Regions from separate parts of the Mus musculus genome. Here regions 1 and 3 are each linked to region 2. The links are chromatin loops, found by intact Hi-C in ENCODE. Cell type or tissue: left cerebral cortex. All regions are shown on one strand.

Region 1 (8,000 bases), 140 kb before region 2:
GGAAGCACAGCCTTGAGTCTGGTCCTCTTGCCAGGGGCAGGCACTTCACATGGACACAGTCTGTCCCTTGTCTCTCCCATCTCTTTATGTTAGTCTGTGAGACAGGGTCTTATACAGCCCAGACTATTCTTAAATCTGCTGTGTAGCCAAGCCTGCCCTTGGCCTGCTAGTCCCTCTGCCTCTATCTCCCACGTGTTGACATTACAGGCATGTGCCACCACACCTAGTTATGTGATTCAGGGGATCATACTTAGAGCCTTCTGTATGCTAGGCAGGCACCCCAGCAACTGAGTAGCATCCTTCTGTCTCTTGATCACCAGTCATGGAGAGGCTATGCAAACACCTTCCTCTTTGGCCCAGAGGAACCTAGGATGTGTGTCCATTGGGAGAGGGGGAGTCACAGTCCTTCCTTCCTGGCCAGCCAACACTCCCACTGTTCACTCTGCCTCCTGCCCTCTCAGCCTCTCTGTTTCAGAGGATCTGGGCACCTGCCAACATGGCACAACTCTTACCCCAGTTCAAACCTACCCTGTCTCTTCCTGCTCCCTGTTCAAGCCCTCTCTCCTACCTCATACATTTCTTCTCAAACTGTCTCTCCAGTTTTCCCAGAGAATTCCACAAGCGCACCCACAGGAAGAAACAAGGAACCTCTGAGTCTAAACCCCATCACTTCATTTTCTGCCCCACAAAAAGTGCCTTGGCTTATGGCTCAGAGAGGGAACATTCACGTAGCACATACAAGTCCCAGAGCTTGATCCTGGCACAATAAAAACCAATTCAAGGGCTGGAGAGATGGCTCAGTGGGTAAGAGCACCGACTGCTCTTCCAGAGGTCCTGAGTTCAATTCCCAACAATCACATGGCGGCTCACACCATCTGTAATGGGGATCCGATACCCTCTTCTGTTATGTCTGAAGACAGCGACAGTGAACCCACATACACAAAATAACATGAAATAAATAAATAATCCTTTCAAAAACAATTAAAATATAAATAGGTGTACAAATAAATAAATACCTTCAAGAGCCAGCAAGATGGCTCAGCAGGTAAAGGCACTTGCTGCCGAGCCTGATGACCTGAGTTTGGTTTCTGGAACTCACACAGTAAAAGGAGAGAAGGACTCGCAAAACTTGTCCTTCAACCACCATATTTTTAGAGTGGCATGTGCGTGTCCATATACAAAATAAATAGATGTAATACAAATGAAAAAAATAAGACAGCCTCCCTCCTCATGTCTGTGTCCCTGTCTGACGTGCTGACCCCAGGCTGGCACGCTGCCATCGACCTTGATCCCCGTCCTTTTTTTGGCTTTTATTTTTAGATTGATGTAGAAGACAGTGAGTTTCACATACAAGGCCATCTGTATCACTGTACTTCTCCCCTATTTGCTCCGTCTCTATCACTCTCTCCAGACCTTGGGTTTTTGAGATGGGGTCTTACAGTGTAGCCCAGACTGATTTTGAATTCCTGCATCTCCCGCCCCAGCCTCCCAAGTCCTGAGATTACAGGTGTAATCTCTGAGCCCAGCACAAAAGGAAACGTTTTTAACACTCCAGAAAACCTGCATCAATGCCTCTTCTGGTCACCCTCTTCCAAGAACACTACATCCCCAGCTCAAAACTGCAGGTTTATTATCATCTCTCTTTGAGAGATGCAGCCCTGGCTGGCTCCCAGCTTACAGAGATCTGCCTGCACAGGTACGCACTACCATACTGGCTCAAACATTCTTTAATAGATTACCCAGCACACTTCTTCTCTGTCTAGCTGTCTTAATTGATTAAGAGACGTCCACAGCATTGCACTTAATAGTACATGCATAGTTTATGTGGTGCAAATAAGCCAAAGTTAATTCATGGAATCTGCTGACAAGAGACACTTTGGTAGTTTCCCACAGGGGCTGTTGTAGCCAATTCTGCTATCTTATCCTACAAGGAGTCTCTATAGGCTCATCAGCTCTGCATATGTCCAGCTTTACGCCATCATATATATTCTGCCTGTTTCCCAGAAATGCTTGTACCACCTGGTCCTTCCAGCATCCTCCCCTCCTGGCTGTTGATTCTTGTAGCCTGGCTACTATTCCTATTGGACTTCTAGACTGTTCTTGACTCTGGCCTTAGTGCAAGCCCCGGGCTTAGATTGGACTTTACAATCATCATTAAAGTCAGTAAATATTTACAGAGCACATGGATGTTTTAGTTAGAGCAGCAGATAAGAATAGAAATGGGTAGTGTAACAAGGAGCTCAAGAGGCAAGAAGAAATCAGCAGTCCCACACTTTGCCCACAAGACCACAAATCGTCACAGTACGAGCCAGAACTGTGTGGAGTGTGTCATGTATCCTGAGGGGGCTCCAGTCTGGTCAAGGAGGCTTCTCTGGGTGATGTCAAATTGAGGCCAGGGGGCGAAGTGAAGAGCAGACATATAGTCCACAGAGAGGGGACCATATATACAGAGGTTCAAGTTAAGTGAGGAACGTGGAGAGCGAGGTGTTTAATGAAGTAATAAATGAAGTTCTTATCCATTATGGGGGGTGGGTGGTGAGGTGGCTCAGTGGGTAAAGGCACTGAATGCCAAGGCTGATGACCCGAGTTCAATCTCCAGCACCCAAACGGTGGAAGGAGAGATGGCTGCCATATTGGATATCACGTGCTTCAAAAATGAAAAAGGCGGCCAGCTTACTAATTTTGTGGAATGTTGAGTAAGGTGAAGGCAGATATCCCCTAGATTTTTGTGGGAGACCACAGTGGGAATTGTTTGGTCATTTTGAAGGTGGTGGGGAAGCCATTTGGAGTGGATTGAGGCATTCGTGCAGAATAGGGAAACAGGAACAGAAAATGTAGAAAAGTGTGATGTTGGGCAAGGATTTGTTCTCAGTCACAGGGTTTGACTTTCAGACAGTGCTCTGTGTGTGGACTCTACACACATCCATTTCACCCCCACCCGGGTCAAGGTACAGGACATCCCAGAAATCTTCCTCCTTCTCCTTCCAGGCTGTAGCATCCCAAGTGTAATCCCACCTTATCTCCTAAGAACACAATTTAGGGGTTGGTGAGATGGCTCAGTGGGTAAGAGCACCCGACTGCTCTTCCGAAGGTCCAGAGTTCAAATCCCAGCAACCACATGGTGGCTCACAACCATCTGTAACGAGATCTGACGCCCTCTTCTGGTGTGTCTGAAGACAGCTACAGTGTACTTACATGTAATAAATAAATAAATCTTTAAAAAAAAAAAAGAGCACAATTTAGCTCTGCCTGTTCATGTGCCCACATAAGTACCATCATTTAGAACATTATCTTTCTGCGTCTGGCTTCCTTTGCTCTGCACATGCACGAAATCCATCTGTGTCCTGTGTAGAAAAGAGGAAGGGTTTTATTGTTGTTGTTGTTTATAATATTCTGCCTCTGCCATCATTGATCCAGTCTAGTTGGATTTCAGAAAATCTAAATAAACCTTGTGTGGTGGTACAAACCTGTCACCCCCAAAATGTAGGAGGCTGAGGCAGAAGGATCAGAAACTTAAGACCAGCCCAGACTACATAGTAAGATCCTTTATCAAAATGATGACAGAAAAAGGAAAGAAAAAAACCCAACCCAATTCAGTGGTTAGGAGCGACTGTTGCTCTTGCAGGGGACTCCGGTTGGTTGGTTTGTTATTGTTTAGTGAAAGATTTAGATTCAGTTTCATTTAGTTGTGTTTGTGTGTGCATGCACATAAGTGCAGTTGATCCCCTAGAGCTGGAGTTACAGGTGGTGGTGAGTTGCCCAGCCTAAAGGCTGGGTACCTAACTCAGATCCTCTGTAAGAGCAGCGCACACTCCCAACCTCTGAGCTAGCTTTCCAGCCCCAGGAGTTTTTATTTTAGATCTTATGTATGCATACGCTCATGTGACTGCACGAACACTCAGAGGCCAGAGTTCGACCCTGGGTGTCTTGTTTCTCTCCACCTTATTCTTTGAGGCGGAGTTCCTAAACCTGGAGCTCACCCACTGGGCTAGACTTGCCATCCTGCCTCCAGCTCCTGCGGAATGGGCGTATGGGCACGCACATAGCTTCTGGGGAATGGGCTTATGGGCATGCACACAGCTCCTGGCTTTTACTACCAAACACATCATTTTCTCCCAGTCTGCAGCCTGTGGAGTGTCTTCTTATTTTTTTTACAGATGTCATCTGATGACCAGATGTTTTTAATTCTTGAGCTAGACATGCAGTCCCTGGGGAAGAGTCCTTGCCCATCATATTCCATCCCCAGCACAGAGGAAGTCTGTCTGGGAGAAAGGTTATCGTTTCCCTACAGGAACCATTGCTTTCCCTTTTGTGTTTAGGGCCACGATCAATCTCACAGAAGTTTCTGTATTTGCATATAAGATAGAGTCCAACTCTTCCCCCATCAACGCAACAATGTTTACATATTTGATTTAGTTGCTGTTTTATCTTTATGAGCACATGTTGTACCTGCATGTGTGTCTGTGCACCACTTGTGTGCAGTGCCTGCCGAGGTCAGAAGAGGGCATCAGATCCTCTGGACTTATAGCAGGTTGCGAGCCACCGTGTGGATGCAGGGAACTGAACAGAGGTCCCCTAGGAGAGCATCAGGCCCTGCCCTTTCTCTTTAAATTCCCATAGTATCTTAGTTGTTAATAACTGACCACACATACACAGGTCATCTTTGAATCCTAGTCTTCTCACTCCACTGTACGTCCCCAGCATTGCAAGCCTTGGTATTGGACAGCTCTGAGGGAGGGTTGTAGTACAACTGCCTTAGGCTTCCCCCCACGAGCTCACAAATAAATGAGACGCAGACTGTGAACGTTTTATTTGGCTTTGATAATTCCTGGGGGGGGGGTCACCCCTCATCTACTCTTCTATCTGCTGGCCTGGCTGCCTCCCTAGCCGTGCATCCCAGATACTCGCTGTTTCTCCTGGCCATGTGCTCAACCTCCGTCTTCTTTCATGGCGACTTCTGCCTCTCCTCTCTGCATCTCACTTATTTGTAAGCTTGTTAGGGATAAGCTTCAAGTGCTTTACTACAGAGAGTTGTGGATTTTATTTTATTTATTTATATATTTTTAAAAAATATTTAATTATTTATTATTTTATGTATATTAGTACACTATAGCTATACAGAGCCATCATCTGGTTGCTGGGAATTGAACTCAGAACCTCTGTCCTCTGTTTGCTCTGGCCCAAAGATTTTTTAAAAGATTTATTTATTTATTTATTTATTTATTATATAGGAGTACACTGTTGCTGTCTTGAGACACACCAGAAGAAAGCATCAAGTTCCATTATAGATGGTTGTGAGCCACCATGTGGTTGCTGGGATTTGAACTCAGGACCTTCAAAAGAGCCGTCAGTGCTCTTAACCGCTGAGCCATCTCACCAGCCTGTGTTGTGGATTTTAATGGGAGACATTTGAGCTCATTAAAAACAAAACAAAACAAACAAAAGGTGCCGGGCAGTGGTGGCGCATGCCTTTAATCCCAGCACTTGGGAGGCAGAGGCAGGCAGATTTCTGAGTTCAAGGCCAGCTTGGTTTACAGAGTGAGTGGGCAGCCAGGGCTACACAGAGAACCCTGTCTCAAAAAACCAAAAAAAAAAAAAAAAAAAAGGTGATGGGCTTGGAACCCTTTCTTCCTATTGGGCTCTGGGTTGCCTGCCTCATCCATCTCTGATATGAGGATTTGTGCATAGTCTCATTGTAACTTATTGTGCTGCGTTCGATTTATATCCCTGGAATGTCTGCTCTTTTCTGAAGGGAAATGGAGGAGTGGATCTGGGGGAGAGGGGAGGCGGGAAGGACTGGGAGGGGTGGAGGGAAGGGAGGCTGTGGGTGAGATGAAATGTATGAGAGAAGAATTTTTTAAAAATTAAAAGGCAAGATGGGTGTGGTGGTGCATACCTTTGACCCCAGCACTCAGGAGGCAGAGGCAGGTAGATCTTTGAGTTTGAGGCAGGCCGGGTCTACAAAGAAAGTTCCAGGACAGTCAGCACTACACAGAGAAACAAAAAACTAACCAACCAACTAACCAACCAACCAAACAAACAAAAAAGTGATTGTTGGCTGAGCATAGTGGTGTCTGCTGGTCATCTTGGCTTTGCGGAGGTAGAGACAGGATGATCAAAAGTTCAAGGCCATCCTGGGCTGCATAGTGGATGTGAAGCTAGCCTGAGCTACAGGAGACCTGCATTAAAGAAAGAGAAGGAGAAGGAGGAAGAGAGAGAGGAAGAAGAGGAGAAGGAAGAAGAGGAGGAGGGAGAAGAGGAAGAAGAGGAGAAGGGAGAAGAGGAGGAAGAAGAGGAGGAGGAAGAAGAGGAGGAGGAAGAGGAGGAAGGAGGTGAAAAGAAGGTGGAGGGGAGGAGGAGGAAGAGGAAGAGAAGGAGGAGAAGAAGAGGAAGAGAATGAGGAGGAGGGGAGGAAGAGGAAGAGGAGAAGAGGAAGAGGAGGGGGGAGGGGGAAGGGTAGAGAAAGGAGTGGGATGGACTCACTCTCACCCCTACAGGAGTCTGTCAGGCTGTGCACTGGGCACTGGGGAGCTGGTCCAGGTGTTTGGGGAAGGCCATGGCCTCTGTACTCATCGGCCAGACTCCCTTGGCACAGACGTGTTGGCACCAACCTTATCCAGCAACTTTTCATGCTAAGCACATGCAGCAGAGTGGGGTCAGGCGAGGTACCTGTTCTCATGGGATGCTGAGTGCTATGTGGAGCGTGGGCGGGCCTCTGTGATTGGGAGGGTGGGGACAAGCGGCTCTGCCCGACATGAGGATGGCCTGAGTAAGGGCAGAACTGTTAAGATGTCAGCTTGTAGGCGTCAAAAAGAGCATTCTAGACAGAGGGGGCAAAGCACAGAGGCCTTAGGGTAGTCTTTGCAGAGCAAACAGAAGATGGGTTTGGAGCATAGTATCGGTGAGAGGAACACGGTGAAGGAGGGAAGACAGTGAGCAGACGACATCAGAAAGAGACAGACCAGATCTGCCCAGAGAGGCCCTTCTTCAGCTTTGGATTTTCATCCATGTGTGAGCTGAGTTTGTTGCCAGTAGGTGTTCTGCTGATGTGTGCTGGAGATGAGGGGAACTGACCTTTACTGAGTCAGTTCTCACACGGGTGTTTTTCCCCCCCCTCCCCCCAGCCTTCTGAACCATGGCAGCTCAGTGCACCCCGTCTATTCTGACCATCCTGGTGTTGCTTGGCTTAGCCAGAGCAGGCCCATTCTCTCCTCGGTCTAATGTGACACTTCCGGCCCCACGGCCCCCTCCCAAGCCCGGTGGTCCTTCTTCTCAGCTGTACGAGCATACTGTGGAAGGAGGAGAGAAGCAGGTGGTGTTCACCCATCGCATTAACCTGCCCCCGTCAGCCGGCTGCGGCTGTCCCCCGGGCTCTGAGCCCCCGGTGCCTGCTTCAGAGGTGCAGGCCCTGAGGGTCCGCCTGGAGATCCTGGAGGAGCTGGTAAAAGGGCTTAAGGAGCACTGCACAGGAGGATGCTGTCCCACTGCGGCCCAAGCTGGCACAGGTGAGCCGCTGGTGGGGTGGGGGAGGAGGGGGGGGGAAAGAGGGTGGGGATGGGAGAATCGCCAAGCAACTAGGAGCTAAAATGACCTTTTGAAAATAAGATGTCCATAGGACACTTACACGGGCTGGGTCTCACTTCTTATTGCTCCAGGCCAGACTGACGTGCGCAGCCTCTGCAGCCTCCACGGTGTCTTTGACCTGAGCCGCTGCGCCTGTTCCTGTGAGCCTGGCTGGGGTGGACCCACCTGCTCAGACCCTACGGACACAAAGACGCCCACCTCATCGCCGCCCTCCAAGTCCTGTCCCGAAGACTGCAACGACCAGGGACGCTGCGTCCGAGGACGCTGCGTGTGCTTCCCCGGCTACAGTGGCCCCAGCTGTAGCTGGCCCTCTTGCCCTGGAGATTGTCAGGGGCGCGGGCGCTGCGTGAAGGGCGTGTGCGTGTGTCGCGCGGGCTTCTCAGGCCCTGACTGCAGCCAGCGCTCTTGCCCTCGCA
Region 2 (8,000 bases):
GTGAGCAGGTGGGCATGAGGCGGGGTGATCCTCACCATGCCTTCGCATCCCCTGCCAAGCAACTTTATGAGCTACCACAGCAGCAGTGTCTTTTCTGCCCGTGATCAAGACCTCAACAACTTGCTCATCTCCTGCGCTGTCTCCTATCGTGGGGCTTGGTGGTACAGGAACTGTCACTACGCCAACCTCAACGGGCTCTATGGGAGCACAGTGGATCACCAGGTGGGGGCCGTGGGGACCACAGGACTCCACATTGGGATCTGGGTGACCCGGGATGAAGTCCTCTCACATGAAGGGCTGAACTCATGCCTCAGAAGCTCAACTGTGAAATGAGACACTCATGCCAACCTTGCTGAGGAAATCTGAAGAGACCATTTATTACTGGGCAGAAGGCACCAGCTCAGGGATCATGGGAGAGATAGCTGGACCCTGGGAGTCACCTACAGGAGCAGGGTGGGGCTGGATTAGGTGGCATTGATATGGCGCTGTCTTGACTCTCTTCCCTTGACAACCCTCTCCTCAGGGAGTGAGCTGGTACCACTGGAAGGGCTTCGAGTTTTCTGTGCCCTTCACGGAAATGAAGCTCCGACCCAGAAACTTCCAGGCCCCCACCAGGGGCACCTGAGCCTGCTGCCTACCTCACTCACACCCCAGTAGAGAAGAGCCACCGTGCCTCACCGAGGAAGCCTTCTCTGCCACAATCTCACAGCACCATGTTTACGGGGGGGGGGGGGGAACTGAGCAATAAAGGAGAAACTTTAAAGAGACTCGTCCTATCCTGTCAAGGACGCTCACCCTGGTCTTGGGGCGCCAGGTTTCTGGGCTGCAGCCGCACCTGGAAAGGAGGAATCGGGAGATTGATGCCAGCATAAGGCTGGGGCTGCAGGGAAGGCAGGGTTCCATCTGGTGGAGGCAGCAGAGTGAAGGCCTGCAGCAGACGAGCCAGCACCACAAAGAGCTCCAGCCGTGCCAGAGGCTCTCCCAGGCACACGCGTGCCCCACAGCCAAAGGATGGTGTTCTGGGATTCTTCCCAGGTTCCAGGAAGCGATCTGTGGGTAGTAGATGGAGAGCTAGAAAAGTTTGTCCCAGCAGAGGCCGGCCCTCTCCCGCTCCCTTTCCTGTGTGCCTCATACCTGGCCAGAACTTGCTGGGCAGTTCCCAAACCATCTCATCCAGGTTGGCGCCTTGGATGTTGGGGATGATGACCATATCCTTAGGGATGTCATAGCCGGAGATGCTGAGGGAAAGGTGGAGTCAGGAGCTGTCAAGGTCTTCCTCCCTCAACCCTTACCCCCAGGGAATCACCTGCTAGCCCTAGTTGCACGATGGGGCAAGGCCAAGGGCACCACAGGCCGCAAACGCAGCACCTCGGCAATGGTGGCCATGAGCAGAGGCAGCTGCATTCGGTTCCTGTACAGGAGCTGGGAGCCTGGGCCCAGCTTGAGGTCTAACTCTTCCTGCAGTCGCTTCTGGATCTGAGAAGGAGGGGCAAGGCTGAGCTCTAGGGACCAGACTTTGCCCAGGTGGCTCACAGCTGCCCAGCCTGCAGCTCCTCCCTCCTGCCATCTAGCTGACCCTAGAGCCCCCTCTGTGAGCATAGCCCAGGCCAAGCAGTCAAGAGCAGGGCAACTGGATCAAGGTTCCAGAAGGAGCAGTCTTCCCACAGTGCACCTCAGGGTGGTGAAGCAGGAAAGCCACAGCCCAGGAGAGCGTGGTAGCCGTGGTCTCGGTGCCGCCGATGAACAGGTCCACCACCGACATGTGCACGTGCCCCTCGTGGAGCCGCTCTTCGTCTTTGCCATCCCTTTGCTTCTCCACTCCCTGGAGCATGTAGTCAATCATGTCTTTCCATTGGCCTGCAACCAGGCTGTCCTGCAAAGGCAGGGGAAATTGTGTGTCCAGCAGTGGTGGCGGTCGGTGGGGGTGGGGGTGGCAGGCACATCACTGGCTGAGGCCAGAGGAGCTGGTGCCACTGCAACGCCCACCTTGTGCCGCTTCAGCTGCTGCTTGACAATATGGTCCCGACTCTCTTGGATCTGCTTCAGCTTCTGGAGGCCTGGGTTGGGGAGGAACTGGGGCAGGAAAGAGAGTCAGCTGCAGGGTGGAGACTGGTGGTCCCCTCCCCCACAACCCAGGGGAGACTGGGCTGCAACTCCTCACCCTGAGAAGGGGAATTATCGTCAAGATTTGGATGGACCAGTGGTTCCAGGCTTGCAACAAGTCCTGGACACAGTCGTGAAGGGTCTGTACCAACGTGCTGTCCTGCCGGAACAGGAGGGCATGCTTTGAGTTCAAGACCCGCAGAGGGCCAGAGGGGGGTTAGGGGTGGGCAAGAGGGTAACATGGACCTTGTCTCCAAAAGTGAGGCAGGAGATGATACTACAAGTGAGGAAGGAGAATTCCTTATGGATGGCCACGGGGGTGCCAGCCTGGGCTCGCATGCGCTGTGGAGGAGAGACAGGCTGCAGAGGCTGTGGAGTCAGAGTGGTACTGGCGGGAGAGGGAGGCTGACCCCAAGAGAGTCAGGCTACTACAAGAGCTAGCCCCACCTCACAGAACTCCTGGGTCAGCTGCTCTATCAGAGGCTCCATGGAGTCTCGCATGCCCAGCATCAGGGCTGAGCGAGAGAGTTTCTTGTGGGCCTTCCACATGAGAGAGTAATCCCCCAGGGACAGGTCCAAGTCCATCTTTCCTGCAGGAGAGATGGTAGAAAGAAAGACATGACCACAAGCTACCAAGGAGGCCAAAGGCCACACCAGGTGGATCTCTGTAAGTTTAAGACTAGCCTTTTCTACATAGTGGTTTTCAGCCCAACAAGGGCTCTATAGTAAGACCTAATCTTAAAGAAGAGGGAGTGGTGGAGGAGGAGGAAGAACAGGAGGAAGAGGAGGAAGAGGAGAAGGAGAAGGAGGAGGAGGAAGAGGAAGAGGAAGAGGAGCCATCGTGCCTCACCGAGGAAGCCTTCTCTGCCACAATCTCACAGCACCATGTTTACGGGGGGGGGGGGAAGGGAGGGGAAACTGAGCAAGGGTCCTAACCCTTACCATTTAGCATATGGGGTCGGCCAGCAAAGTCCACCCACTTTTGGATCAAGGCCTCCTCAATGGTTCTGTTAGAATTTAGCACCACCACATCTGAGGGGAAAGGACAATGTCAGGCAGGGAAGAGGGGTCACATCAACACAGAAGACTGGCTTACCTTGCATCCCCAAGCGGATCCTGTAGATGGGCCCGAGTTTCTGAGTGAGGCCAAGCAGGTAGATGGGAAGGTTAGGCTGTAGGAAGTGCAGAAAACCCGGGGCCAGAGGCGGGAGGTGCAGCTTCCGGAGCTTCCATTGGCCCCACAGCCAGCGGGTGCCAGCTAGCAGCAGCAACAGCAGCAGCAGCCCAGGTAGCAGCATGGCCCAGCACTTGTGCAGGGCCCTGATATGGCCTTTTATAGCCCCCAACTCCAGTCCTTTGTTCTGCTGTGGCTCTGACCTTTGCTTCAGGTCCCTTCCTGTTCCCAACACAGAACAGTATGTTTTCACATTGGCACAGTCCCCATCAGCCTTGGAGAATCTGTGGATCAAAGATGGGACCATCCATCAAGAAGAAAGGAAGGGATGCAAGACCCTGACCTCTCTGTATCGCAGTCAGTTTCCTAACTCTGTTTCAGCCAAGTAGGCGGAGAGTCCACTGGAGCCGGCCCCTCCCACCATACCTCCCCTTGGACCAGCTGAGTGGAGTGCATTTGTTCTAGAGAAAAGAAATGAATAGCAGTCTCTGCCCAATACGCCTTTTGGGTATTATATTTTATTGATTTTATTACCACTACTGTTAACTTTATTTTTGTGATGCCCGGCCAGCCCTCCACTGCCAGCTGCATCCACAGTCCTAGACCCTCTTTTGTTAGTTTGAAAAAGAGCCTCACTAAGTTGCCCAGGGTACCTTGAACTCACCGTGTAGCTCAGACAGGCAGAAACTTTGCACCTTCCTTCAGCTCCCCAAATAGCTTGGAATGCAGACATGAGTCACCTGGCTCCTTGTGCAATTCTTTGTTAGACTTCCCTTTGGTTTGATGTCTGGGTAGGGGTGGGGCATGGCAGAGGGTGTTGTGCTTGTGTGTGGTAACCACAGGTCAGCCTCAGTTGGTCTGTCCAAGGTACAAGACCCCTGAGGGCTCATTTTCCTGAACCTCCCTGATTCATCCAGGCAAGCTGGCCACTGAGCCCCGGCTATCTTCCTGCCTCTGCTTCACCATTTCTCGAATGATGAACATATACCACAGGGCTGGCAATGTGGTTCAGTGGTTAAGAGCCCTGGCTGCTCTTGCTGAGGACCTGGGTTCAGTTCCCAGCACTTCTGTGGCAGCTCACTACCTTCTGCAACTCTATTTCTGCAGTTCCACTGCCCTCTTCTGGCCGCAGAGTGGTACTGCATATTCACAACGTTCACATGCATGTGTACTAACAAAACACAGAGGGGCTTCTTTGGTTGTTTAGCGTTACATTTACTTATATTTCTTTTAATGTTCTAGTCATCTGCTCTACCTGTCCTGAACTCTAGGGTCTATAAGCACAATGTAACTTCCAATTGATCCCCAATTGTCTGGCTAACCCTTGGCTTACCTGGGCAACAAAGGAGGGGCCATTGTCTGACGAAAGTACCTTAGGGATGCCAGATCTTGGGAAATTTTCCTCTAATATCTTCTTTGCCACGATATTGGCTCACTCCTTCTTAGTGGGGAAGGCTTCGACCCACCCTGAAAAAGTGTCTATCAAAACTAATAGATATTTATTACCGTACTTGGCTGGTTTAACTTCAGTAAAATTTACTTCTCAGTATGCCCCTGGCCACTCACCTCTTAGCTGCTTTCTGGGGGCTTTCTTGTGGTGCCCGGCATTGGGGAGGGCACAGGCTTGGCATTTACTAACAATCTCCTGGGCAACGTTGGGCAATCTTATAGCATAGTAGCTTGAGCTCTTAACAATTTCTTTGAACTTCTTAGTTCCCAAGTGTGTGAGCCAGTGTAGATTGGCTCCATATTGTTGTCCTTCTTTGGTAGGCAGAACCGAGTGACCATTTTGGGTCTTAGCCACTCCCTGGGGAGTATACCCACATATCTCAGGTATTTTGTCTATCAGTTCCTGATCTTCTGGAGTGTAGTCAACGCCTGCGTCTTTGAGTTCATAATGGTCTAACAGTTCTTTTTTTTTTTTTTTTTCTCTAGCTATGAGGAACCTTGGGCAGCCTGTTTGGCAGCGAGGTAAGCCATCTGATTTCCCTTCGCTATGGCATCATGGCCTTTCTGGTGACCAGGGCAATGTATGATGGCCAGTTTTTGTTGTTGTTTGTTTGTTTGTTTGTTTGTTTGTTTTTGGCAAGTGTATGGCTTCTAATAGGCTCAAGATTTCTTCTTTATTTTTAATATCTTTCCCAGCAGATATGAATAGCCCCCTTTGTCTGTAGATCGCCCCATGTATGTGAGCGGTGGCGAAAGTATACCTGCTGTCTGTGTAGATATTAATGTTCTTCCCTTCTGCCGGCTGCAAAGCTTGGGTGAGTGCAATTAGCTCTGCTCTCTAGGCTGTCGTCCCTTCAGGCAAGCTGCTGGCCAAGATGGTTGTTTTCCGTTGACCACTGCAGCCCCTGCTTTTCACTTACCTTCAACCAAAAAGCTGCTACCATCCGTGTACCAGTTGGGGCAGCCTGGCCATGGCCGGTCAGTGAGGTCTTTCCTAGTTCCAGTTTCTTCTGCCAGGATGTCCACTCTTCTTCTTCTTCTTCTTCTTCTTCTTCTTCTTCTTCTTCTTCTTCTTCTTCTTCTTCTTCTTCTTCTTCTTCTTCTTCTTCTTCTTCTTCTTCTTCTTCCTTCTTCTTCTTCTTCTTCTTCTTCTTCTTCTTCTTCTTCTTCTTCTTCTTCTCCTTTCTCCTCCTCCTCCTCCTCCTCCTCCTCCTCCTCTTCTTCTCTCCCCTCTCCCTTCTCTCTCTGACATAGGTCTTACTATGTAGCCCTGACTGGTCTTGATGTAGCTAAGGATGACCTCACCCTGACCCCTCCTTTTCCATCTCCAAACGCTGGGATTACAGGCATATTCCACAATGCCTGGCCTGGTAGCATTGCTTATATGGTCTCTTTCAGTGTCGTAAACACGTTGTTAGGTGTGGTGGTGCTTGCCTATGATCTCAGCACTTAGGAGGCAATAGCAGAAAGACTGAGTCTGAGGTCAGCTTGGGCTACATAGCAAGACCCTATCTCAGAAGAAGCAAGGTTTAGTGTTAGTGTTTGCCTCATAGTGAGAGGCCCTGGGTTCTACCCCTGCACCACACAAAAAGTGCTCAGAAGACAAGGGACCACGTTTTGGAACAATGTGTACCAGCTCCTACCTGCTTTGCTCTGCCCCCACCATGCCTACCATGACCCACAGGCTACACCATATACCACTGCCCCGGTTGTTTAATGAAGTCAAGGCTGAAGAGCTTACACATGTGCAGAACTGCAAAGAGGCAGAACCAAGCTTCAGCAGGCACCCGGGTGCAGAGTCTGTACCTTTAATCATTTGGCTACAACAATAGCAACAAAATGACCAACTGGAGATGACTTACAAAAAAAAAAAACAAACAAACAAACAAACAAAAGCTGAAAACACAAATGTGAAGGAGTTTGAGAAAACCTTGAGATGAGGAAAGGAGAAAAGGAGGGGGCCTTGCTCGTAGGCCTGAGGACAGGAATAGGACAGAGAAGAGGGCTTGCTATGTGCTTGCTAAGGCAACCTTGAGGGTCAGGGCCCACAGGTTGCCAGCTCAGGGAGAAGATGGCTCCCATCATGATAAAGACAGTCCTCCAACCCCAGCCGCCCCAGGAGGGACTGGGAAGACACGGCTGGTTCAGAAGTTACAACTGTTAGAGATGGGGTTTCCCCAGGACCATCCCAGGGGCACTTGATAAGGGAGCAATTGGGAATCTCATAGAGTATCTGGGGTGAGACTATTCCAATTAGGGGGGTGGAGCTTATGGAGATAGGTGACAAGTCCCCCAACTGCCTATCCCCAGACTCTCTCTGCCCAATTATTGCCCCTTTCTATCACAGACTAGACACCACAGATGCTGGGATGCACCTGTAATTCCAGGGAAGCTGAGATCAGGAGTTCAAGGCCAGTGCTGGCTACATAAGACCTGGTCTCAAAAAGTAAAACAAGAAAAAAATAAAATAAATATAATTTGTTTCAGTGATATGGTACGGTTGGCAAAGTGCTTGCCTGGTGTGCACAAAGCCCTGGGTTCAATTCCTAGCACTGCAAAATCCTTGGTGTGGTGATGTGTGCTATAATCTAAGCACTCAAATGTCCAGGTTCCATAGTAAGTCTGAAGCCAGGCTGAGATGCATTATAACCAAACAAAGCAGAAAAACATGTGAAATATCCACAATTCTCTGATGCTCTCCTCACTGATGTGAGCTCTGACATCTGACCTCCTCAGGGCACAGGAACTACCTGGTCCTATTGTGTTCCCCAGTGATGAGCCACTGTGATAAGAGGCTATGGTTCTGGTTGTGGTACCACTCACTGGGCAGAACGGGGAAAGAGACAGACCATGGATCTCTGCAGAATGGTCAAATGGCAGATTCGTCTGACCTTGCTAAATTTCCTTGGTAGAACTAGGTTGCCTTGAATAACCAAAGATAGGCAGACAGGGTGGGGCTGAGTTGACCCTTCAAGATTTGCTTCCCCTTGAACATTCAGGAACAACACAGTCAATCTTTGTCCTGTCCTTTGCCTGGATGATCATCTGGTCAGACCTGAAGGTTGCTCAACTGCAGAGAAGTTGCCTAAGGCCACTGATAACAGAGTCAACAGACCATGACACAATTCAAGCCACCAGACCCCAGGACTCCAAAGGCATGAAGACAGTAGGCTAAAGAGGAGAGATGGCCTGAGGGTGCGGAAACTATGACACCCAGCAACAGGCACCTGGGACACTGGCTACTGGGTCCCAAGATGGCATGAGTCCGAGGCAA
Region 3 (8,000 bases), 150 kb before region 2:
ATCTCCTCAGCTCCTGTAGCCAGCACTGGTGTCTTCTTCCTGCCCCCTCAGATATCCAGACCAAGCTGGAACCTGCCTCTCCGTCTTCTTCTGTCCACTCTGAGGCCTCCTTGCTGTCAGCAGACTCTCCCAGTCAGGTGACACACCTTGCTCTCCTGAGCATCCTTCTCCAGGGGTGCGGGAAGCTCTCCCTTGACCACCTGCTCCGTACCGGCACTCCTAACTAATGTCTCTGGGCTGCCCTGCACAGCCTTTTATAGGAGAGGAGGTTCTGGAAGTGAAGACAGAGTCTCCGTCCCCTCCAGGGTGCCTCCTGTGGGATGTCCCAGCCTCTTCGCTCGGAGCTGTCCAGATCAGCATGGGTCCATCCCCTGATAGTTCCTCAGGTAATGGGGTCTCCTGACCTCTGGGGTCCCTGTTGAGAGGCCTCACAGTGTTAGAATCCCTTCCTTTCCCTTCCCTTCATTCAGGGAAAGCTCCGGCCACTCGGAAGCCTCCACTGCAGCCCAAGCCTGTGGTACTAACCACAGTTCCGGTGCCACCTAGAGCTGGGCCTACCAGCGCTGCCGTCCTCCTGCAACCCCTGGTCCAGCAGCCTGCGGGTGAGGAAGCTAGAGAGGGGCCTGGGAGTGAGCTCACTGCCCCCGAGGGCCCTGGGCCTTCAGGGCTCGTGTGTGAGATTGGACACGGGGTCCTGACGTCACCCTCTCGGACATCCTCCTGCTCATCTTTTTAGTGTCCCCAGTGGTCCTCATCCAAGGTGCTATCCGAGTCCAGCCTGAAGGGCCAGCTCCCGCAGCTCCCCGGCCTGAGAGGAAGAGCATTGTTCCAGCCCCTATGCCGGGGAACTCCTGCCCGCCTGAAGTGGATGTATGTGCCAAGGAGGTGGGGCAGGCTCTGTCACAGGAGGCCAGAGAGCAGTCTGTCTGGCAGGCAGCAGCATTGGAAAAGGGAGCTAGTGTGCGGGATGGAAGGCTGAGGGTGTGGGGGGGCTCTGCTGTACGTGGTGTTAGGTATGTAGGTTGGAGGGGCGTCACGTTTGGTTGTAGGTTTAGCACATAGGGTGGCTTCCCAGTGGGAAGGCAAGTCAACTGTTCTTAGCTGTAGCCCGTTAACTTAGGGCTCGGAACAAGAGCTTGGGAAGGAAGTCCTAAGGAGAGGATTAGCCAGCACTGTGGTCCTCCAGTTTCTCCTGTCCCACACATGAGGACTAGGAGGGAGGTAGGAGAGTGGCCGTGAGCTGGCAGTGAGTCCCTGGGGCTGGGGCATGATCTCTCTAACTCATCTTCATTCTCAACCTCACTGGTGCAAGGCAAAGCTGTTGAAGCGGCAGCAGCGGATGATCAAGAATCGAGAGTCGGCCTGCCAGTCCCGCCGCAAGAAGAAAGAGTACCTGCAAGGCCTGGAGGCCCGGCTGCAGGCTGTGCTGGCCGACAACCAGCAGCTGCGCAGGGAGAACGCTGCCCTCCGGCGGCGGCTGGAGGCCCTGCTGGCAGAGGTCAGCCTGTGCTACCCTTGGAGAGAGGGCTGGGAAGGCAGGCCCGAGACCACACTCACCTCCTGTCTTCCTCTGCCTGCAGAACAGCGGGCTCAAGCTGGGGTCTGGAAACAGGAAGGTTGTCTGCATCATGGTCTTCCTTCTCTTCATTGCCTTCAACTTTGGGCCTGTGAGGTGAGCCCCTCACCACCTCCCTGCAGCCCTGGATGGAGCTGAGCCTCACAGATGAGCTGCTCAGTTGTCTGCTCAGCCCCGGGCACTGTGTTCCACTTACACAAGCATTCCCGCCCCTGCAGCCCAGATGCTGTTTCCATCAGCCATTGCTAGTGTGTACTGTTTCCCTCGGAGGAGGTGCATGGTGGGTGGGGGGTGGCGATAGTGTTAATGAGAACTGACCCCAGGAGTGGGCCAGGTGCTTGGCACCCCACCACCAGGACATACATTTGATCCCTGAACCTGAATTTTGAAAAGACTGGATGTGGTAGCATGGACAGCAATGGGAAGACAGAGCCAGGCAGGTCCCCGGGGCTCATTGGCCCTTGATGAATGGCAGGCTGCTGAGAGACAGTGTCAAATAAAGGAAGAGGGTGGGTCGTGCTGAGCAGTGACTTTTGTATGCACATGTACATATGTGTACATAAGTACACACAAACCCCTGCCCCGACACACCCGTGTAAGTGGCTCACAGGCTCCCTGGCTATGAGGCCTTAGAGTCCTCGTTCTCCTTTCCTATTTCCTGGACCTGTGAGATTGGCATCCTCTCTACTCCCCACTCACTGAAGGGAGATGCAGCCATGTGGAACAGGTTATACCTTCCTCAGTCTGCAGAGTCCTGACTCGCACTGCACCAGACAGCTGAGAAAGCCAGAATTCTTTCCCTCCCCGCTTCCCTGCCCACAGCATCAGCGAGCCGCCTCCAGCTCCCATGTCTCCTCGGATGAGCAGGGAGGAACCTCGACCCCAGAGGCACCTGCTGGGCTTCTCAGAACCAGGGCCAGCTCATGGCATGGAACCCCTTCGGGAAGCCGCCCAGAGCCCCGGGGAGCAGCAGCCCAGCTCTGCAGGCAGGCCCAGCTTCAGGTGAGAAGCAGAAAGACCCCTCCTGTAAGAAGGAAGGAGTCATCTTCCTAAAGCCTGCCCTTGCAGGGTGTAGAGCCAAAGTTGCTCTTGGCCCGGGGGTTTGATGGTGTCCTGTGCTGGGCAGTCTCTCTCTGGTCATTGCCTCCTCTGCTTCACTTCAGAAACCTGACGGCCTTCCCCGGGGGAGCCAAGGAGCTGCTGCTGAGAGACCTGGACCAGCTCTTCCTCTCCTCAGACTGTCGCCATTTCAACCGAACTGAGTCTCTGAGGTGTGCATAGTCTGTCCTTCTGTGTGGAAGTGCCAGCTCCCCTGCCTTCTCATGCCTGCTTGTGGGCATGGGGCATACATTTTGGCCTTCCTTAGAGCTGGTGGTCTGTCTCCCTAGGCTTGCTGATGAGCTGAGTGGCTGGGTCCAACGTCACCAGAGAGGTCGACGGAAGATACCTCACAGGGCCCAGGAGAGACAGGTAGGAGCCAGTGGGCGGGCCAAGGAAGGTGAGAGCAAGACAAAGCTACTGTCCTGGGGATTCCAGGTGGACATTTTAGAGAGATTTCAAGGGTTCTTGGGGGACATGGAGGAGTGGGTGTGAGATGGCACCAGCTTCCAGGGACCGCCTCTCTTTTTCCCTCCTCCCTTTACCCTCTTCAAATCTTTAGATACTTCTCCTTCCAGAAGTCTCAGCTACGGAAGAAGTCTCCTCCAGTGAAACCTGTCCCCACCCAACCTCCAGGACCCCCTGAAAGGTAAGTGCTGGGTAAGCACTCGTAAGTGAGGTCACTAGAGAGAGCTGTACCCCAGGAGGACACTGCTGTTGTTCCGGAGGAATCTGTCACCCTTTCCACCAGGCTTCCTGAGTCTGTTCTCACCTGCCTAGGGACCCCGTGGGCCAGCTGCAGCTCTACCGCCACCCCGGCCGCTCGCAGCCGGAGTTTCTAGACGCAATTGACCGGAGGGAGGATACCTTCTATGTTGTCTCCTTCCGAAGGGTGAGCTCCCCTCCCCCTGTCATGTGCCTGTCACCCTGGGTCCCCAGCTGGGGAACCTGTCAGTGTGTCTTCCCCTGCCATCCAGCATGGCCCTTCTGCTCCTAGGACCACCTGCTGCTCCCAGCCATCAGCCACAACAAGACATCCAGGCCCAAGATGTCGCTGGTGATGCCAGCCATGGCCCCCAATGGTAATTCTCCCTCTGGCTATGGAGAGGGTTCTGAAATCTAAAACTGAGGAAGGAGGGAGTTCTCATAGAGAACCAGCAGGGGGCGCTAAGGGAAAAAGTGCGAGGAGGGACTTGGAACCAAGGGGAAGAAAAAGTGGGGAGACAAGGGCCTGCAATTGAGCATTGAGGGCTCAGGAGTCTGAGATGGGAAGATGGGGAGTCTGGGTTGCACAGTGAGATCCTTTCTCAACCAGACCAAAGCTGCTCTGATAGGTGGCGGCTAGGCTTTTCTTTCTTGACCTCCTGTCCCATGTGCCCCTTACTTGTTGTCACTTACCTTCCTACGCCAGCCCTCTGCCCGCCTCACTCGGCCTGTGGGCTGCCTCTGCCCTCCTCCTCTTCCCAACTTTCTAACCATCTTCCTCATCTCACCCCACCCACCACTGTCTGCCTCCCCTTCCCCGCTTCCCTCTCTCCTTCACACAGAGACCGTGTCAGGCCGGGGCCCCCCAGGGGACTATGAGGAGATGATGCAGATCGAGTGTGAGGTCATGGACACCAGGGTGATTCACATCAAGACCTCTACGGTGCCCCCCTCGCTCCGGAAGCAGCCGTCCCCATCCCCGGGCAATACCACAGGTGGCCCCTTGCCAGGCTCCGCAGCTAGTCCTGCCCATCAGGCCTCCCAGCCCCTCTACCTCAATCACCCCTGACATCCTCACCTCACAGTGACTTAGAACCGGGTTAGGGAACCTGATCCTGGGGCTCGGGGGCAATTGTAAAGGAAGACGGGGTGTGGGGGTTAAGCACTTAGTGGGACTAGGGTGGGTGGTTCACCTCTCTTCTCACTCTTTCCAGAAATATAGGGCTCCTCTCATTCCTGCACTCCCAGTCCTCTTTCCCCGAGGGTACCTCGTGAGGGTTTCCCCCATATCCTCTTCATTCTCTCCTTTATCTGTTTGGGAGTCAAGGTGGGACTAGGTCCCCAGGTGGGACAAGGGATGGTTGTGGGTGGCAGAAGTCAGTTTATGTGTGTGCGTATCTTTTTTTTATTATTATTAAATAAACAACGTGGAGGGGTGTAAAGGAACGGCGGCCACCTTCCTAGTGTGTGACGTGTATAGGGCCAGCATCAAAGGAAGCAGCACTGAGGATGGCGTGGTGGGGTGAGAAGGAGCCAGACCTCATGTCCCCGTCCCCCCTGTCCCAGCCCAGCAACTCTAGGGCATGTCTGTCTAGCTGTCTGTGGCGTGACAGCAGATAGAACATCTCACCGGAATGTGTCTGAGTAAACAGGAAGGACAGGACAGGGGCCCCACGCCCTTGATGGGGTGCAGCAGCTCCAGCCCTTGCTCTGCTGCAGGTCCCCCCTGGCTTTCCAGGATGAGCTGTCCACACAAACAACAGGCGTGGGGGCCAGAGGGCTTGAAGCCCAGGAAGGCGGGGTCACAGCGGAGGGGGCCTGGTAGGGAGGTGAAGAAGGGGGCACATTACAGGACATCCTCTAGGCCCTGAACTGAGGAAGACAGACCTGAGGGAGGCCCAGATGGATGGAGACAGTGGCTCAGGCAGATAGGGCCGTGAGCTCCGAGTGGGAGGAAAGGGACCAGATCCAGATGAGGGCCCCAGTCTGCCTGGCTGCGAGTCCCCTGCAGTCACTCCCATTGCAGCAGTGCCTTAGGCCTGACCCTACAGGAGTGGCCCGGGTCAGCTGGAGGGTGTGAGCTGGACCTGGGCTCCGAGCCCAGATGACTGGACAGGGGCTGCCTGGCTCTAAGCCCAGCCCTGAAGGAGGGAGGAAGAACCTCACGTGTCCAGCCAGGCTTTCCCCTCCTCTCTTCACCCATCCCTACTGTGTTTGGGGTGAAAACAGACTGGGGAACTATGGCAACCTGGAACTAGGGCTCCCAGGAACTCAGCCTCTCCTCCCTCCAGAGGGCAGCTCTGGTCCACAGCCACTTCCTGTCCCAGGATCCCTGAGCACCTTATCCAGGGAGTAAGGGAAGCAGATGGCCTGGTCCTGGGCTGCTTCACGGCCCTGTACTAGCTGATGTCCTTAAACACCTTGGGCTCGTCCTCTGTAAGATGTGACCCTCCTCCTGACTTCCGAGGGTGGTACTGGGAAACTTGGTCCTTGGACAGGACTATTAGGCACTGCCTCCGTCCTGGGTCTGCTTCACCTTGTACCCATCACGTCCCCGACCCATTTGAGAAGGTGCTCCAAGAGCTGGCACCCCACACTGAGGACTCTGGGATGGTTCCCTTGCACTTCCAAGTGGTGGAAGACTGGGACCCTCAGACATGGGGGAGGGGCATCATGGGGGCCAAGGAGAGACGCGGAGATGGGGTTGCAGGGTCACAGGTGCAAACGGGCTTGTCTGTTGCCCTGCAGGCCAGTACAGGCTCCCTTCTGTCCAGTCTGCTCTGTGGTGCCCCCTCAGCATGCCAGCCCGCTGTCACTCTGGCACCTAAGCAGCCCCTTCCTGCCTCAGGCCCACTGCTTCCTGGTCAGCTCTGGGGTCATAGTTGGGGGTCTTCACCCTCTGCCCACCACTCTGTTGGCTGCTTAGTTCTCTCTCTGTGTCTCTTCACAGTTTACCCTTCCTCTGCCTTGTCCTGCTCCTTGGTCTTCACATCTCTTCCCGCTGGCTGTGTGCAGTGGTCTCCGTTCTGTCCCCTCTTCTGTTCACACCACAGTCAGACCCCCTCACTCTGTCCCACCGCCTCTTCTCTCTCCCTCCATGCTTCCCTCCCTCCCTGCGCCTCACTCCAAGCTTAGTCCTCTCCCTGGCTGTGGGGGCCAGGACTGGGGAGCCCAGTGTTTGCCTCATCATTCTGCTATGGCTTCTGGATACAGCACATCTGGATCCCGGGGCCCAGATGTGTGGTTGCCACAGCGACCTCAGTCCCTCTGGTAAATACAGGCGCCCACCCGCTCCAGAGCAGAGAACAAAACAATTGTGTGACTTTCTTTTGTCACGAGATAGAAATGTCCTCCCCTCCTCCTCCCGTCTCCCCACACCCATGTCTCTAGGCTGAGAGTTTGAAGGCCCCAGACCCTTCTTGCCAGGGTGTTGGAGCCCTCTAGCCTTGTACTTCCATCTTCTCAAGCCATTTCTTTCCCAGGTTCCCCATCCTTAGCCCACATCACTGAGCTCTCCCCCCCATGCATGTTGGCCACCTCCCTCCCCCACCGCACCCCCACCGCATCTTAGGCAGTATCTTGTCTATACAGTAGCAGGGCAAAAGGAGATATTTCAAAAGTCCAAATCCTTCACCATTCCTCCTCAAAACTTTTGAAGAGGCCACTCACTTCAGTCCTTCCCAGAGCTACTGCTGAGGGAGTGAGGACAGGCTCTGCCTACTCTGTCCTAGCCAAGTGGAACAGCACCCATGAGCCCTGTCTCCTCACTGAAGGATGAAGGGAAGCCTGTGCTGAGAGCTAGGCCACCACACACAGAAGCCAGGTCCTGTTTCCTTCCCGACACTTCCTCAGCTCACCCTCTGACCTCTCTTGACTCCCTTCTGTGCTTTTAGGCTCTGCCCTCAGTCGCCCTCACCCTTCTTAGTCATGTTCTCTCTCCCTTTCCTCTTCTCCATCTTTGAACTTGAAGGGTCATTTAAGGATACTGTGCTCAGAGCCAAAGACCCCTAGAGTAAGGATCCTGGGAACAGCAAGCACACATGTGGTTCTGGACAACGCTGTGACCTTGCTGCCCCCAGGACACCTCATTGAAGCCACTTAAGCTCCTGGCTTTCCTGTCCCCTCCCGGGTACCCATGGGATAGTTGACTACTGGGTTATTTCTGCTCCAGCAGCCTGGCCCCCTGGGGAGGCATTCTGCTCGGGCTCATACTGCTGGTCCATCTTCTCCTCTGCACTCTTTCTTTCTTCTTTCCACCTCATGGTCCCTACCTGTGATTTCCCCCCCCCCCCAGCCTCATAGTAACTCAAACTACACCTCTTTCTATTCCTCCCAGTAATTGGCTATCCACAGTTTTATTTAACCAATACTTTTAACGTGAGGGGCAAGGCGTTTACATAGCATCATTCAGTGTATGTGAGGATCTCCTCATGGGGGCAACCAGGTCTTGGAGACCACTATGTAGCATTTGGATAGCAGCATAGCAGTACCAGACCAACCCCCGAGATTTCAATTTTTGTCTACATAAAATGTCTCTTTATCTTACAATAATAAGCAATATATAGTAAGAACAATTATGAAGCAATTATGTTGCCTCCCAAGTTATCCCTGACTGGTTAAT

What was found. Peaks named below come from ENCODE experiments on the same cell type or tissue, not always from the same donor. Only the 100,000 strongest peaks of a DNase experiment are listed, where the experiment ranks them.
Region 1: it touches region 2 in a loop (3-fold over the local background); 9 of 42 quality-filtered maps call a loop at or near these places.
Region 3: a loop joins it to region 2, with 2.2 times the contacts of the local background. A loop is called at or near these places in 9 of 42 quality-filtered maps.

Annotation. Positions count from the first base shown.
Region 1 is chr17:34,663,400-34,671,399 of GRCm38, forward strand. Tnxb (tenascin XB) reads left to right here and starts at 7,136. Exons shown (of 33, transcript NM_031176.2): 1 at 7,136-7,505; 2 at 7,656-8,000. The coding sequence starts at 7,136. In left cerebral cortex, no CTCF peak of the experiment used is centred here; no DNase peak of the experiment used is centred here; H3K4me3 peaks cover 14 bases.
Region 2 is chr17:34,800,999-34,808,998 of GRCm38, forward strand. Cyp21a1 (cytochrome P450, family 21, subfamily a, polypeptide 1) reads right to left here and starts at 3,428. Exons shown (of 10, transcript NM_009995.2): 1 at 3,200-3,428; 2 at 3,046-3,135; 3 at 2,551-2,693; 4 at 2,350-2,445; 5 at 2,162-2,263; 6 at 1,987-2,073; 7 at 1,673-1,873; 8 at 1,307-1,476; 9 at 1,135-1,238; 10 at 350-1,050. The coding sequence starts at 3,401. The coding sequence ends at 782. It also overlaps the pseudogene Tnxa. RefSeq lists promoters at 3,215-8,000, 3,215-3,931 and enhancers at 3,474-3,486, 3,549-3,562, 3,558-3,743, 3,574-3,585, 3,615-3,626 and 1 more. In left cerebral cortex, a CTCF peak has its summit at 4,412 (motif pointing left); no DNase peak of the experiment used is centred here.
Region 3 is chr17:34,650,250-34,658,249 of GRCm38, forward strand. It overlaps Atf6b (activating transcription factor 6 beta), which reads left to right. Exons shown (of 18, transcript NM_017406.4): 6 at 52-137; 7 at 251-386; 8 at 471-602; 9 at 737-870; 10 at 1,313-1,498; 11 at 1,581-1,672; 12 at 2,399-2,578; 13 at 2,740-2,847; 14 at 2,965-3,046; 15 at 3,253-3,323; 16 at 3,455-3,566; 17 at 3,672-3,756; 18 at 4,222-4,825. The coding sequence ends at 4,448. Among named protein-coding and RNA genes, the nearest start is that of Atf6b, 7.1 kb to the left of the region's middle. In left cerebral cortex, CTCF peaks have their summits at 1,464 (motif pointing left), 3,831 (motif pointing right) and 5,669 (motif pointing right); DNase peaks (open chromatin) are centred at 1,480, 1,786, 2,295, 3,009 and 2 more places; H3K27ac peaks cover 2,670 bases.